2 separate regions of the Homo sapiens genome follow, and region 1 is linked to region 2. Evidence: chromatin loops called from intact Hi-C (ENCODE). Cell type or tissue: PC-3. All regions are shown on one strand. Each heading gives the region's core, and the rest is flanking DNA. Links, peaks and the distances in the headings are about the cores only.

Region 1 (8,329 bases), core at 96-5,095, 53 kb after region 2:
TTAAAGAGGACTTTGTAGGCCAGGTGTGGTGGTACACACCTGTAATCCCACCACTTTGGAGGCCAAGCCAGGAGGATTGCTTGAGCCCAGGAGTTCAAGACCAGCCTGGGCAACATAGTGAAACCCTGGTTCTACAAAAAATTTAAAAAATTTAGCTAGGTGTGGTGGTGCACCCCTTTAGTTCTAGCTACTTGGGAGGCTGAGGTGGGAGGATCGCTTGAACCCAGGAGGCTGAGGCTGCAGTGAGCCATGATTGCACCACTGCACTCCAGCCTGGGTGACACAGCAAGACCCTGTCAAAAGCAGGCAAAAAGCAAACTTTGTGGCTGGGCAAGGTGGCTCATGCCTGTAATCCTAGCACTTTGGGAGGCTGAGGTGGGTGGATGGATCTCTTGAGCTCAGGAGCTCAAAACCAACCTGGGCAACGTAGAGAAACCCCATCTCTACAAAAATTGGCCAGCGTGGTGGCATGTTCCTGTAGTCCTCACTACCTGGGAGGCTGATGTGGGAGGATTGATTGAGGCCAGGAGGTCGAGGATGCAGTGAGCCGGGATCACACCACTGCACTCCGGCCTAGGTGACAGAGCGAAACCCTGTCTCAAAAAAAAAAAAAAAAAAAAAGGCTGGGCCTGGTGGCTCATACCTGTAATCCCAGCACTTTGGGAGGCTGAGGTGGGCAGATCACCTGAGGTCAGGAGTTCGAGACCAGCCTAACCAACAAGGAGAAACTCTGTCTCTACTAAAAATACAAAATTAGCCAGGCATGGTGGTGGGTGCCTGTAATCCCAGCTACTCAGGAGGCTGAGGCAGGAGAATCTCTTGAACCCAGGAGGCGGAGGTTGTGGTGAGCCGAGATCGTGCCATTGCACTCCAGTCTGGGCAACAAGAGCAAAATTCCATCTCAAAAAATAAAAAATGAAAACAAGACTTTGCAATCATTAGTAACACTGCTATAAATAAAGTTATAATTCATTGTGTGCGTAAACTGTCTCCTTGGTACTGTCTTAAGGGTTTAGAGACATTATCGTCTTCATTTCTCCCAACAACTCTCTCCAGTGGCTATTTTCAACTAATCTGTAGATGAGCATTAGGAAAGTAACTGATTTTTAGATAATAAACCTACTCCTTCTCTCCAGGCTGATAAATGATGACAAGGTTTATGGAAAAGGCTTGGATTCCTGTGTCAGTGGTTGCAAGCCCCAGAGCCCACAGGGCTAAGGCAGGTAATGCACGTGAGTGAGGTAGGCTGGGTGTTGCACATTAGGTCTTTTCTCCCAGCTCATCAGGTGTTTTTATGTGTTCTGGTCATAGCTTTATAATTCGTTTCATAGTGGCAGCTGTTCTTTTTGTCACAATTAAACATGTAGGAATTGTCTTTAAACATGGCCATCTTGGTCTTGTTTTCCCACTTTTAAAAGTTTTTAAGCTCAAACTATGTATTGACCTTTACAAGGGCCTAAATACACAGCTTGATGAATTTTCAAGTGTACACATCCATGTAAACAGCAGCCAGGTCACAGGGCAGCATCACCAGCATGTCAGAACCACCTCCCCTGCCCTGTGTTCCCTTCCACCCAAGGGTAACCACTCACCTGACTTCTCTTCCACCCAGGGGTAACCACTCACCTGACTTCTCTTCCACCCAAGGGTAACCACTCACCTGACTACTTTTTTTTTTTTTTTTTTTTTTTTTTTTGGGAGATAGAGTCTTACCCTGTAACCTAGGCTGGAGTGCGGTGGCATGATCTTGGCTCACTGCAACCCTGACTTCCCGGGTTCAAGTGATTCTTGTGCCTCAGCCTCCTTAGTAGCTGTGACTACAGGCATGCACCACCACGGCCTGCTCATTTTTGTATCTTTGGTAGAGATGGGGTTTCACTATGTTGGCCAGGCTGGTTTTGAACTCCTGGCCTTGTGATCTGCCCGCCTCGGCCTCCCGAAGTGCTGGAACTACAGGTGTGAGCCTGCATGCCTGGCCTCACCTGACTTCTAACACCACATTTAGTTTGTTTGTTTTTGAACTGTATATTAAGTGGAGTCAAACAGCACATACTCATGTGTCTTTGAGTTCTCGTGTATGGCATTATCTGTGAGATTGATCCCTATGAATATGCCACATCTTATCTACTGTTGATGGGAATTGTTGCTAGTTTGTTGATAGCCAGTTTGGGACTCTCAGATATAGTGCCACCATAAATGTTTTGTACATCTTCTGAAAAATGTGTCCACATTTTTCCTGAGTATTCATTTGGGAGTGGAATTGGTGAGTCATAAGGTATGCATAGATTAGCCTTGGTAGATACTGACAGTTTTCCAAAGTAGTTGTACTGGTTTTCTCACTTTTGATAGTAACTTGTGTATGTGGAATGTAGTATTTCACTTTCTTCTTTACCATAAATCAACACCCAGCTGAGATGACATGACAGCAGAACTTGACCCCAGCATGGGCAAGATGATAAAGACACATTGGGAAATACATGCCATGGCTGGGGTCAGGGTAATAACCACTGCCCCCATTAGCTGGTTGTTGCCCTGTAGGAATGTGGTCCCAGTGTTGTAAGGTCTTTAGATTTTTTTTTTTAATTGGGAATATGTATTTTTATGTGGACTCCTTCAGTTTTTTCTGCATGAGAAAACCATCCAAGCTGGGCATGGTGGCACATGCCTGTACTCCCAGCTGCTGGGGGAGTTGAGGCAGGAGGATCACCTTAGCCCAGGAGTTTGAGACCAGCCTGGGCAAAATAGATTCTGTCTCACTTAAAAACACCATCCAAAACGTTGGCTTAAAACAACCACGATTTAGCTCACCATTTTGCAGGGTGGCAGCTTGGGCTGGGCATGGGTGAGCTCACTCGTGTGTCTGAGGTTAGCTGTGGTCACCTAGGCTGCTCTGCTTCTAGGGGTTGGCTAATTGTGCGTGTGTGTGTGTGTGTGTGTGTGAGAGAGAGAGAGAGAAAGAGGTGTGTATCTGGGTTATGAGTCATCATACAGCAGCTTAGCTTAGCCCCAAGTGGGCATTCTCAGAGTTACAAGAGCAGCAAGAGGGCGAGCCCCAGTGGCCAGATGCAATGGTGCTTTTGAAGTCTGCATAGGTCATGTTTGTTATTCTCATGTGGCCAAGTCCAGAGTCAGTGTGGATTTACCCAAGTGCTTGGATACAGAGAGACATGAACAAATTTGGGGCCATCACTATGTCAGTCTACCTCAAAAGCTCTTCCAATTTTTAATTGTTGGTAACTAATAAAAATTAATAAGATTTTAGGTGCTAACATTGCAGGTTAAACAAAACCTGTCAGTGGGCTAGATCTGCCTTGGGTAACCATTTTATCATCTTTGCCTTGTGCCTTCCCAAGAATCCTTGCTTGATCCATGGGTGGCTCCTGAAAGGAAGAGTTAGTTCCATTTGAGACTCCCTAGAATCTTTAACAGAAGCTGATCCACTTGACATGAATGGGAAATAAAATCTGGTACTACCTTCTTACACTTCCTCCCTGCCCCCGTTTCTTCTCCAACCTTTGGCACTTTCATTAGTGCACCCTGTTGTATTTCTGGTGCAGTCTCCTCCACTTCAGAGTCTTCAGTATCCATCACTAGAGAGAGAACAACTAATAAGTTAGCAATCAAAAGTGAAGTTGCCTTTGGATGGGTAGGTGAGCAGTGCTGCCTTGGAGTGTCATCTGGCTGGTATAGGCCAGAACCTCTGATGGGCAAGCAAAGCTGACATGAAAACGCAGGACTCACTGGGCATGGTGGCTTATGCCTGTAATCCCAGCACTTTGGGAGGCCGAGGTGGATGGATCACGAGGTCAGGAGATCAAGACCATCCTGGCTAAGACGGTGAAACCCTGTCTCTACTAAAAAATACAATAATTAGCCGGGTGTGGTGGCACGTGCCTGTAGTCCCAGCTACTGGGGAGGCTGAGGCAGAAGAATTGCTTGAACCCGGGAAGCAGAGGTTGCAGTGAGCCGAGATTGCGCCACTGCACTCCAGCCTGGGTGACAGAGCAAGACTCCACCTCAAAAAAAAAAAAACAAAAAAAAAACAACGCAGGACTCCTCCCAAGCCTCATGTTTTATGAAGCTTTTAGTAATAGCACTTAGCAGCCATCTCTTTTTAGGTGATGAGTTGGGAATACCTCAGTTGGCACCTGATAGAGTTCTTAGTATAAGTAAACTAGTGAAAGAACACATCCCTGGTCAGAATTTCAGAGGCAGTAGGCACTTTCTCTGTTGTCTTCTCTTCTCCTCTGTTCATAAACCCAGGCTTCTTGGAGATAGTGGATATACCTGAGTATAATTGCAAGTGTGCTGCTTTCTTCAGTGGAGTGGCTGTGATACCAACTTGCTTGGGCTCCATTTTTATTTAGGTGGTGTATCAGGACTCTGGGCTGCAGGCAACAAGCACCCAACCCAAACTGGCTTAAAAACCCAAACTGGAATCTATTGATTCCTGTAACTGAAAATTCCAGGTGGTAATGTTTGTTCTGGGTGCTTACCTAAGGTAAGTAGGATTTGCCTTCTCTTAATCCTGCTTTCCTTTTGTTGACTTTATTCACAGACAGGCTTTCCTCTTGGGGAAAAATGGCTACCAGCAACTCTAGTCTTCTATCTGCTTAGCAACTCAAGGGAAAGAGAGCTGCAAGTCATGAACCTAAATTCCCATTGCTGCAAACTGGGTCATGTGTCCACCTTTCAGCCAATCACTGATTCAAATTGTTCAGACTCGAATCCATTGCCCATTCCTGAAGATGAAGGTGAGGTCAGCTCTGCCTAAATTGTGTTGACTAAGAGTGGGAGTGGGATGGTTTCCTAAATAGAGGAAGTGGATGTTGGGCAGGAAAAAAGAGCAATAACTGATATCCATTTTAGGTGGGTGTGTGACGCAGCACTAACTGAGAATACAGTAGTCCCACCTTATCCACTGGAGATACATTTCAAGACCCCCGGTGGGTGCTTGAAAATGCAGATAGTACTGAACCCTGTATATGCCATGTTTTTTTTTCCTATATACACAGAGCAATGATAAAGTTTATAAACAAGGCACAGTAAGAGATTAACAGCAACAACAAAATAGAACAATTACAACAGTATACTATAATGTTATATGAATGTGGGCTCTCATAATACTGTACTGTAAGTAACTGATGCTATGGAAAGCAAAACCGCGGATAAGGGGGGACGACTGTGTTTTCTGTTCATCCAACATATATTCATTGATCAGCTCAGTGCTGGGGAATCAGCAGTAAACAGAATGGCTCCTTGTCCTCAGAGAGCCTAAAGTCTTGTTTCTTTTAACTAAAAGAATGACATTAATGGAGTCAGGACAGTCTTGGCTATGGGGCTGGGCTCTGCAGTCAAGCAGACCTGAGTTCAGATTCTGGCTCTGCTGTTACCAGTTTGCCTTGGGCAAGTTAATTTCCCCTGCCTTAGCTGTCAAATGATGATGATGTTAGTACCTATCTCGTGAAGAGGCAATGAAATAGGCATGGAACTTAGCACTGAGCCTGGAGTACAGTAAGGGCCCAATAAATGTAAGCTGGTGCCATTATCGTTAGTACTCAGAGTTTGCTATGCTATTTTACTTCCTCTTTACTGAAGCTTATCACCGATAAGCCCTTAGCTTCCGCCTCTTGTGAATCCCTGGAGGGCAGGATCTGTTGCCTTACTGTTCTAACTCCACCTGCCTTACTAGTACAGTAGGGGCCCTATCTATGTTTGTTGAGTTGAAATAATGTGGGCAAAATTGCTGCTTCTGACTGCGACTTTATAAAGGCTCTATGATTGTTAGAACCCTTGAACATTCAAAGCATCCTTCCAGGTTAAGATATGGAGTTTTAGGTCTGCTGAAAGTTTTAATACTGCTGGCCAATATTTATCACTCACCATGTCAATATTTAACCTGTCAGATCCTGCATCTGTGTTGCCAACAAGATAGATTTAATGGCTTAACCTTCTTCTGTTTTTAAGTTAAACACAAATAAGTAAGCTCCCTAATGTGAACACTTTTCTTCTGGCTAATATGCAGTGAGACAGCAAACCAAACCAAATGTGTACTCATGAATTGACTTAACTGGAATAACTTCCTTTCCTCTTTCCTGTTCTTTGCCTGCCTTTTAAAGCTCAGCTTGAGTTCTGTCTCCTGTGTTAATTCTTCCGTGATTTCTCCAGCCCAAATTTCTCCCTTTCCCCCAACTAAAAAGTTCTTATCCTCAGTGCTGTTCATTTTTTCATGTTATTCGTGAATTAGCAGGCCTCCACTTACGAACCTTTTGAAATGATGCCTGTGTATACTAGAACAACTTGTGACTTACATGCGGTCTTTGTTGGAACGGTCTGCTGCTTGAAGCAGCTTGGGTTTCATTCATATCCCACAAATATTTATTAAGTGTCTTCTTGGTACCAGCCACTGTTCCAGGCACTGAGAATATAGCATTGAACAAGGCAGAAAAAAGCCTGTGCCCTTGTGTAACTTACATTCTGGGGAAGAGGGAGTTAGACAATGGACAAATAATTGTCAGGTAATAAATAAATGTTCTGGAGAAGAAATAAGCAGACAGGATAGAGTGTATCTGCCAGGGGAGGGGCTGTAATTTTAAATAGTGCTGTCCAACAGGGTCTTTCTGGGAAGGTCACATTTCATGGAGAACCTAAAGGAGGTGAGGAGTGAACATACAGAGATCTGGGGGAGGGGATTCTAGGCCAAGACGGGCAAGTGCAAAGGTTCTGTGGTGACCAGGACCCGCACTTAGTTTAATGCTCTGTTGCCTTGATCATTTGTAATGATCTTAATCATTTGTGACCAACAGGCCCCCCAAATTCTATAGCCAATCCTGATGGTGGGAATGTGCCTGCAGTGTTTGGGACCCTTAATGTGAACATCTTTACTCTTTTCACAAACCCACTGTGGTTTCAAAAACCACACCCACTGTGGTACCCCTCTGGGACCTGAAGCTTCTCCTCTTCCTGTCTTCTCTCCTCGCCATGTCCTAAAGCTCAGATCCCAGTTTAGACTAAAAGGGGGCTCAAAGCAGAGGCCCAGCCCATTTTGCTTCACACCACCCTCCTTCACCACCACACCCAGCCTCCTGGGATTTCCCCCAGCACTTGCATTTCTTTAGATTGGCATCTTCTACCTTCTTTCCTTGCCAGAGTCCCCAGGAGAGTGAGAATATGTCTTGAAGCTGGAAAGCCTATTCTCGTAAAAAAAGGATAAATCAAATTCCATGGACATTTATTGTGCATCTACTGTGTGCAATGCACTGAGCTGGTTAGATTCTATAGTATTATAGTTCACTTATATCACCCGCACATGTGATCAACAAACATTTATTGAATACCTTTTGCTCTTCCTCATAGCTAGGCATGGGGATTAGGTTAAATGTTAAGAGACGAATTGTTTTTTTGTGGACTGCTTGGGAGCTTAGCCGCTCTTTGTAGCATTGTTTGTTTGGAGAAATGTTTTCCAGCTTCTATATGGCTGGCTTACTAATGAACTTTGGAGTACCTTAGGGGACGATCTATATTGCCTGTTGTAGTCTCCTGTATTTCATTTTACGTGACAATGACTTACCTCTATAAAAGATTTTAGCTCTTTGAGTGTAGACCATTTCTTATATACTTGCTAACAGCACCTCCCTCCCCCTAGCACCTGGTGTGGCCCTGAATTTAGATAGTATTTTGAACATAAGTTACCTTACTTTAAAAATGTGTTGCTTTTCTGTGTCTGTGAAAATATCATGTGCTCACTGTAGAAATATTTAGGAAATTCAGAAGAATAGAAGAAAATAAAAGTCTTTAGTAATATAATTGCTTAGAGGCTACCATTGTTAACATTTTGGTGTATTTCTGACTTTTTTTTTTTTTTTTTTTTTTTTAGACAGGCTCTCTCTCGCTTTTGCCTAGGCTGGAGTGCAGTGGTGTGATCATGGCTCTGTAGCCTTGACCTCCCATACTCAAGCTATCCTCCCACCTCAGCCTCCTAAGTAGCTGGAACTACAGGTGCATGCCACCACACCTGGCTCATTTATTTTTATTTTGTCTAGAGACAGTGTCTCACTATGTTACCTGGGCTGGTCTTGAACTCCTGGCCCCTAATGATCTGTCTATCTCAATCACCCAAAGTGTTGGGATTACAGATATGAGCCACTGTGCCTGGCCTATTTCTGACTTTTTTTCTTTTTGTATATAAGAATATATATTTCGAGACAAATTGTGGATTATAAATGGATGCTTATTTATCTCGACTGCCTTTCAGACCTTTTTCCCCCAGCCAACCAGTTTTTTTCTTCTCAAAGAAGACACAGGTGAAACTGAAACTCATCTATTTCTT
Region 2 (9,073 bases), core at 2,567-7,566:
CCATCAGAAATGAAGAGGCAAAAGTCTCTTCATCTCATTATGCAGCAAGCTACCTAAACGATGATCTCAGAGGCCTCCCTCTGCTTGTACGGTCACACACACACACACACACACACACACACACACACACACACACACACACTGCTGTCTGCTGAAACCCGATATGAGGTCTTTTTTAAAATTTATTTCAAAGCCTCCCTCCCTTTCTCTCTCTCTCTCTTCACAGACGCTCTGCAGTGAAGCTAATCAAAATCAATGACTCCTTGGCAGCCAGAGAAAAGTGGGGGAGCGGTGGAGGAGAGGGAGGGATGTTGCCAGCACTTTGCACACTGTGGAAATATTTTTTAAAAAACAAGAACCACCCCACTATCTCATGCAATCCAAGTAATACAACAGGAGAGATGGTGGAGACAATATATACATATATATCATGCTTCAATTTCCTAATACAAATGTCCATCAAGAAGTCAAATCTCATATAAAAACAAGCATTAAAAACAACCCCGTGTCAAAAATCGGGGCAGTCGAGAAGTGCACTCCAATGAATGATGTGCAAGGAAAGGTCAGGATTCGATAAATACGTGGTCTCTAATAAAACAGGAGAATATCTACAAGGGACTTGGCTGAGAAGCTCTATCAGGAGGTCGTGGGTGCCCCAGTTCTCTCAGCAAAGTGGCTTCATTGAAATCAAAATCACCCAAAATGCCAACCCCAGCGTTTGGAGTTTGTATCCTCCAGGGGAAACATCAAAAGCCAGTAGGCAAGTCGGGGCTGAAAAAGGGATCCTCTCACCTTTCATCTTCTCCTGTGTCTACAGGTGGTCAGCATGCCCCCACTACGATCTTGAAGGTACAGCCTTAAAGAAGCAGAGAACTGTGATTGGATACAGCTGTGTAGTAATGGACGCCCCTCCCCAGAAAATGGGGGGAGCTGGAAAGACCCTAGTCTGTGGCTAAGAAAGTGATTAAATAGAAGCAGTGACTGTATTTCATATTATTCTAATGAATTTGCCTTCTCTAAGTTCGTAGCTTTGTGGGAATATTACCCACTGCTCTCTGCAGTCCCCAGCTAAGCGAGGGTCCCCTGCAAACATCAGCTAGGGGGAGGGCACGAGTAATGAGGAGAAACACGTTCTCCCAAAATAAGCATTATTCTTCTTTTTTTTTTTTTGGTTTGCTGAGTTCAAAGCTGCGGGGTGGGGGAGTCTTCCCTGGCATTCAGCAGCCCTGGGGTTGCATTTCTCTTTAAAGGGCTATTTAGGAAAACACAAGGAACGGATTTTAAAAGGAAGACAGAAAGAAATCCAGCTCCCAGCTTGCAGCAGCACTGAGAGGTTGTACATTCTAAAGGACCTGGTCATTTACAGCAAAGCCTATGGAGGGATAATTCCCATTTCAGCCGCATCCACCTTAACAAATGTGGATCCCACTGCTGGCTTCTTAGAACTGTACAGCAAAGCCTGTGGGGGGATAATTCCCATTTCAGCCGCATCCACCTTAAACATGGATCCCACTGCTGGCGTCTTAGAACTGGAGCGGTGTCTGCTAACCAGCCTGCTGGACCCTCTGTCTATAGGTACCGGGTGGTGACCTGCAAATCCAGCCTTGGAGAATGACCGTCCGAATCTGCAGCCTGACACCTCGCCACCTCGGCTTTGAAAATGGCAGTGTGTGGTATCCTGCACAGAGGAAGAATACCTGCTTATGTTGGATTTTTCGAAAATGAAAGCAAAAAATAATCACTGCTCCCTGAAGAGTCTTTGCAGCCAAGTCTCCGTCCAGCACACATCTTTTTTTAGCCCTTCTAGAAACTTCTGAAAATAGTAGCTTATCCTTGGGGGGAAAAAAATCAGACCTCTGTCAATCAGTGAGATGCTGGTGCATTTCATTTAAATGGCCCACTCCCTCCCACAACATCCCCCGGTTATAAATCATCTTTGAACAGAATGTAGCCATTTCTTGGCTCTTTAATCCATAAAACCTAAACCCTGAAATCCCCTTGGGGAGTGGAGGAGGCTGTGGGCTGAACTCCGAGGACACTTTTGTGGGGGTGGGGGAGATAGCAACCAAGTCATGCATGAGGTCAGCTTTCTGCCTCATAACCAGCAAGCCTCTCAATGCCATCCTCCCTCCTAGACCCCAAGGTTTGCTCCAAACCACCTCTGGATATTCGTCCCCAGGTAGAAGAAGAGAAGAGACTCTCAAGTGGCACTTTTGCAACTTGTCCCTTAAAAAAAAAAAAAAAAGAATCTGAAACAGCAAAATAGAAATCTCTCTTGTCCCCTGGCCTTCCAAGTCTGTCAACAGAATACCACAGCAGCACCAGCAGGAACGCACTTAGCACCAGCAAAATTTTAAGTGAAGCACCAGAGACACAAAAATCCCATTTCTCTTGACGTGACAGTGGGATCTAGCGATCGACCTAGGTAAGTACAGAGGGAGAGGCTAGGACGAGTCAAGAAATGGAGGCATCCCAGACTGCCCCTACACAATCGGTCCCAAGTCCTCACTTTTTTTTTCTATCATGCCTTTTGCACTGTTACCTCTTATTCCACCAGCATCTATCCCCAGGCAGTTGGCCGATGCTGGGGCTAATTCCCACCAGTCTTTGCAAATAGTTTCTAAGTACACAGCAGGCATCTCTCTTCTGGCGCCCCAGACATTACAGAATATCAAAGTTCACATCGCAAGGTGCAGAAAAGGAAGGCAACCACGTCCTCAACAAGGCATGCACTGATACGTAATATTCATATTTTCTTTTTTTATATATATAGAGCTGTATGTAAATAGCATTGGGGTGTCTGTTTCTGCAGCTGGATTTCCAAAGGGCTTCCCCAGTCCCATTCTGTGTTTCTACGATCGCTCCAGGCGCTGTCTTTACTCTCCACTTCCTTCTCGAAGTGCCAACCGCGGCCTTTCAAGCTCTGGGCTCCCCCTCTGGAAAACGGGAACCAGCTTTCTCCAAGGACACAGGGTTTTCACCAACCTGCAGAAATAAAGATTGGTATTTTGGTCAGTGCAGACAGCTGCTGGGGGTGACGTCAGTGCAGTGGGCCTCTGCACGCTCAGCCCCGGATGTCGGGAGGGGGAGGAGGGAGGGGAGAGCTACTGGATGCAAAGCTCTGGTTTTGGAGGAAGGATGCCTCAAAAGCTAGTCTTGGCACTCTTCCCCTTACCAGAATCTCTGTCTATGTAGCAGCCTTCCCCAAATAGACATTTGTGCGTGCACACACACTCCCCTCTCTGCTTTTAGACCTAGATATTTACATAGGCATCTTCAGAGATGTTTTTAAAAAGAAGAATCTAGAGACACATGAACTTTTTGCTTCTCCAAATTCAGAACAGGACCTTCCTCGATTCATTTCATAGACCCAGATTCAAGAGAGAGTTGTAGGGCAGTCTCTGTTCTCTTTTGTTTGTTTGTTCGTTCATTCATCCATTCACTTATTCCCAAGTATGCCAAGTGCCATACTAGGGGCTACAGGTTCAATGACGTAATTCTTGCCCCTTGAGGGGCTCAGAACCAACAGGGAGATGGGAAGAAGTGGATAATGACAGTCCCATGTAAAGAGCACATGCAGTCTGGGGAAACGTGGTCTATAGGAGCCCAGGGGAGGCAGCTCATAAGGGAGACAAAGCAGACTCCTCAGAGAGAGTGGCAGGCCCCTGCTGACTATTGAAGAGTGCCAGGAAACTAACCAGGATAAGAAAATGAGGCATCCTAGGCAGGGCAGAAAAAACAGCCCATACCCAGGAGCATCCACCACAGAATGCACAAAATGTGTGCACAAATGCTCATGGCAGAATTATCCATAATAGCAAAATACGGAAACAACCCAAATGTCCATCAACTGATGAATAAACAAAATGTGGTCTTTCCATACAATGGACTATTAGTCAGCCATCAAAAAGGAATGAAGTATTGATACGTGAAGATGGATGAACCTTGAAGGCATCATGCTAAGTCAAAGAAGCCAGACACAAAAGGACACATATTGTGTGATTCCATTTATATGAAATGTCCACAACAGGCAGATCTTCTGGGACAGAAAGGAGAATGGTGGTTGCCTAGGGCCGGGGCGGATAGGAGGAATTGGGGAGTGATACTCATGCGCATGGGGTTTCTTTCAGGGAAACGAAAATTTTCCAAAGTTGACTGTGAAGATGGCTGCAAAATTCTATGTATACTCCTCATCATTGACTTGTACACCTTAAAAAGGTAGGGTTTTTTGTTTGTTTGTTTGTTTGTTTGTTTGTTTGTTTGTTTTTGAGACAAGGTCTCGTTCTGTTGCCCAGGCTGGAGTGCAGTGGTACGATCTCAGCTCACTGCAACCTCTGCCTCCTGGGTTCAAGCAACCTCTGCCTCCTGCCTCAGCCTCCCAAGTAGCTGGGACTACAGGTGCATGCCATCATGCCCGGCTAAATTTTTGTATTTTTAGTAGAGACTGAGTTTTGCCATGTTGGCCAGACTGGTCTTGAACTCCTATCTTCAAGTGATCCACCCACCTCAGCCTCCCAAAGTGCTGTGATTACAGGCATGAGCCACCGTGCCCAGACTTAAAAGGACAGATAAGGTGGCTATAAGTTAGCGGGGGAGATAAGAACGTATCACCCGTTATTCTAAAGCAGGTGGCATATGAACGAGCATGTGGGTAATACACACCAAGTGATATAGGAGAGAAAGTGGAAGGGAGATCACTTTATGGCTTCTGGGTTTGAAAAAGTCTGAGATGTTGACTTGCATGAACTGTAGCAGCTGGTACCCTTGACTTCTGGCTTCCTTCTGGGTTTGGCCAACAGGAGGCACTAATGGGAAAGTAAGATCAGGTGTTTGTTCCCCAGCTCCCCTCCCACTGGTCAGAGGTTGGCCACAGCCGCTGTCTGGACTCTGGTACAGTGACACCCTCCTGGAGACTCCAGGTCCCATTCCTTACCCTGGCACCTTCAGGCCAGGGTGGGAATAGCTCCCCTCTATGGCCAAGCCTGGGTACTGCATTCACTCTCGCTGGTTTCCCAAACCCTGCCCACGCCTTTGCTGTTGAAGCTGTCCTAAATTCTCCTCTGATTACTGAGTTTGGAAACACTTTCTGCCTCTTACTCGGGCCCTAATGGATACATCTGACTGCATGAAAGATATGAGTCATAAACACATGGACCCCATAGTCTATGTCAGCTGACAGTCACAAGGATCCAAATCAGTGACTTCAAACCTTTTGCTTTTTTTTTTTTTTTTAAAGAAACTGGGTCTCGCTCTGCCACCCAGGCAGGAGTGCAGTGGCGCCATCATAGCTCACTGCACCCTCGACCTCCTGAGCTCAAGCGATCCTCCCACCTCAGCCTCTAGCTGGGACTATCGGCATGCACCACCACATCTGGCTAATTTATTATTTTTATTTTTTCTTTTAGAGACAGGGTCTTTCTATGTTGCCTAGGCTGGTCTCAAACTCCTGGCCTCAAGCAATCGTCCCGCATTGGCCTCCCAAAGTGCTAGGATTACAGGTGTGCGCCACCACACCAGGCCAATTCCCCTTCTATCTCACGAGGGCACAAACACAGTAGGAACTCTGCATTGTTATGTAGCCACCATATATTTTCATAGAATATGGAATTAGTCATCAATCAACTCAATTGATAAATACATTCTAAATTTAGTTTATGAAACCAGCTTTTGTAACCCCTAAACATCTCTGTTGGTGTCTAGCCATAAACCTACAGAATGAAAGTCAGTGTAACCCTGCAGCATTAGCCTAAAATAATTATGCTGCCTTAAGCACAGGTGGGATGGAAGGAGAGACAGGAACACTTATTAAGTACCTATTATGCTATTGAGTGTGTGGACATCGTGCTAAGCATGGTTATCCGCACCAGATAAGGCCAGGTGCCTGCTTTAAATTTGCCTCCAGGCTTACTGGAAGGATATGCCATGCCAGAGACCAGTACTGTAAATGACCAATATCTGGAGGTGAACCAATAGCCTAGAAGTCAGAATGGGGTTACAATTACCAGGGAAGCTTCAGCGCGGACCCAGGATTTGATCAGGACCTAGAACACACACACATATTTTTTCCATATTTGGAAAAAGGAAGCGTGGCTTAGGTGGGGGAAGGGCCCAAACAAGACCAAGGACAGTGATAAGCATGGCACAAACAGGGAAGCGTGATGAGCAGGGAACTGTATCAGAAAGTTGTAGGAATTGAGGCCAGGTGCTATGGCTCACGCCTGTAATCCCAGCACTTCAGGAGACTGAGGAGAGAGGATTGCATAAGCCCAGGAGTTTGAGGCTGCTATGGGCTATATTTTATATATATAGGGTTTCTTTCTTTCTTTTTTCCAAGCAGCAGTAGTAATCGTGCAATTTAAAACTATTTTTAAAACATCAAGTCCATCAACCCCTGTGAGCCACTGCCCCACCCTTGGGATGTGTTCCCTTAAACTTGGCTCGTAAAGAATTTTCTCAGATGCTAACTCACAGCCAAAACTCGTGGCTGAAGTGATTCATGAAATACCTTTGAAAAAATGTCCCTGTTTCCATTTTTCATCCACCGTGTGAGGGGGGAGGCGGGCAGAGAGGGAGAACTTGAACCCACAAGGTCCTGCCTCCGTGGGCTGCAGTGATGTTGTGCCGCTTTGGGTATGGAAGGTGAAAGCTGAAAACCGTAAACCCCAGTGCAGCATTAGATGGGGCAAGAGGCTTATTCCCTTTTTCTGATGTCAGCAAAGAATTAGGACTCTTGGATTCCCTCCTAAGAGGCCCCAATTTTTAATTAAAAAAAAACCTTGGCCGGGTGTGGTGGCTCTTGCCTGTAATTCCAGCACTTTGGGAGGCCAAGGAGGCCAGAAGTTCGAGACCAGCCTGGGCAACATGGCAAAACCTCATCTCTACTAAACATACAAAAATTAGCCAGGTGTGGTGGTGCACACCTGTAATCTTCGCTACTCAGGAGGCTGAGGCACGAGAATCTCTAGAACCCGGGAAGTGGAGGTTGCAGTGAGCTGAGATCATGCCTCTGCACTCCATCCTGGGCAACAGAGCCAGACCCTGTCTCAATAAGTAAATAAATAAATAAAATTTAAAAAATACCTTTTTTGCCCTTGCTATTTGCACAAGTGATAAGTTACAAATTCAAACAGCAAAGAAGAATATAAAAATAAAAGGAAAGCCCCTTCAACCCAACCCTTAAGCCCCACTCCCTTTCCCAGAGGCAGCCAGTATTACCGGCTGGTTGTGTAGCCTCCCAGAGTATTTTCTGGTCATTTGTATACGCCATGTCTCTTTTTTGTTCTTTTCCTACCATTAGGTTCCCAGAGCCCAGCACAACGCCCAGCGTATACTAGGCGCTCAATTCATTATCTACTGAGGGAGAGTAAATAAGTGGCAAACGAATAAAGATGACAGGCTGGGTGTGGTGGCTCACGCCTGTAATCCCAGCAATTTGGGTGGCCGAGGCAGGTGGATCACTTGAGGTCAGGAGTTTGAGACCAGCCTGGCCAACATGGTAAAACCCCATCTCTACTAAAAATACAAAAATTAGCCAGGTGCGGTGGCGCACACCTGTAATCCCAGCTAGTCAGGAGGCTGAGACAGGAGAATCACTTAAACCCGGGAGGCAGAGGTTGCAGTGAACTGAGGTGGTACCATTGCACTCCAGCCTGGGAGAGAGAGCAAGATTCCATCTCAAAAAAAAAAAAAAAAAAGCAGTTTCTCGCATCTTCTGTCTTTGGTTTCAGCAGGTTGATTTTGACCAAGGAGTTTCAATGGTACCAATCATCCTAGTCCCTAAGACTTGAAGGAAGGACTGGGCATGGTGGCATGTGTCCCTAATCCCTGCTACTCAGGTGGCTGAGGCAGGAGGATTGCTTGAGCCCAGGAGTTTGAGGCCAACCTGGACAATATAGCAAGACCCTGTCTCAAAAAAAAAAAAAAAAAAAGACTTGGAGGAGAAGCTCTCCATGCAGAATCCTCTTGAAAAGAAGATTGCTCCGGTCCATGTTATCCCTTAAATCTCCATCTGTATAGTTCATGTCGGCCAGGTAGGAAGCTGAGTGCACAGGAGACTGTGGAAAGGAAGCTGAAAAGATGGCTAGGTTGTGATGTGTGAGGAAGGAAGAGGCCATTTGGCAGCCTCTGGAAGAAGTATTTGCTCTCCTTGGCCCAGCTCTCTTCTATCAGTGAACAGTTATCAATGCTATCAGCTACTAGATAGTGATTACTTAAAGTCTATGGAGAGAGACCTGAGCTCCTACCCACTAGGAACTTACGGCAGGTGGGCCTTGGAAGCCCAACTCGCTTGACTTTCAGAAGGGTAAGCAGTGAGAGTTGGGTAGTAGCTCAGCTCAGCACAGAATCAACGCCAAAACAAACAAACAAAAAATACAGACTCTTCTTAAGGCAAACTGTGGCCTGTAAGATAATGTTGCCCATGTCCCATGTCCCACATGTTATACTATGCACATTCTTTGACCTAACAATTTCACTTTCAGGAACTTCACTTTTTGTTTGCAAAGTTGTCCAAATATGAATGTCCCCTGCCGGGCACAGTGGCTCACACCTGTAATCCCAGCACTTTGGGAGGCCAAAATGGGAGGATCACTTGAGCCCAGGAGTTCCAGACCAGCCTGGGCCACATAATGAGACTCCATCTACACATATACAAAAAAAAACTTTTTTTTTTTTTTTTGAGATGGAGTTTCGCAATTATTGCCCAGGCTGGAGTGCAATAGCGTAATCTTGGCTCACTGCAACCTCCGCCACCTTGGTTCAAGCTATTCTCCGGCCTCAGCCTCCCAAGTAGCTGGGATTACAGGCATGCACCACCATGCCCCGCTATTTTTTTTGTATTTTTAGTAGAGATGGGGTTTCACTATGTTGGCCAGGCTGGTCTCGAACTCCTGACCTCAGGTGATCCACCTGCCTTGGCCTCCCAAAGTGCTGGGATTACAGGCCTGAGCCACTGCGCCCGGCCACAAAAAATTTTTAATTAGCCAATTGTGGTGGTGCATGTCTATAGTCCCAGCTACTCAGGAGGCTGAGGTAGGAAGATCACATAAGCTCAGGAGTTTAAGTTATAGTGGGC

What was found. A loop is a pair of places that touch in the nucleus more often than their neighbours do. Peaks named below come from ENCODE experiments on the same cell type or tissue, not always from the same donor. Only the 100,000 strongest peaks of a DNase experiment are listed, where the experiment ranks them.
Region 1: a loop joins it to region 2, with 2.0 times the contacts of the local background. A loop is called at or near these places in 1 of 110 quality-filtered maps.

The regions. Positions count from the first base shown.
Region 1 is chr12:116,913,973-116,922,301 of GRCh38, forward strand. The region is part of intron 1 of FBXW8 (F-box and WD repeat domain containing 8); the gene reads left to right. Among named protein-coding and RNA genes, the nearest start is that of FBXW8, 7.2 kb to the left of the region's middle. In PC-3, for the core only: a CTCF peak has its summit at 3,065; DNase peaks (open chromatin) are centred at 2,329 and 2,999; H3K4me3 peaks cover 538 bases; H3K27ac peaks cover 2,661 bases.
Region 2 is chr12:116,858,482-116,867,554 of GRCh38, forward strand. HRK (harakiri, BCL2 interacting protein) reads right to left here. Exons shown (of 2, transcript NM_003806.4): 2 at 1-2,985. Among named protein-coding and RNA genes, the nearest start is that of HRK, 18 kb to the right of the region's middle. RefSeq lists an enhancer at 5,003-5,297. In PC-3, for the core only: CTCF peaks have their summits at 4,924 and 5,126; a DNase peak (open chromatin) is centred at 6,470; H3K4me3 peaks cover 304 bases; H3K27ac peaks cover 1,111 bases.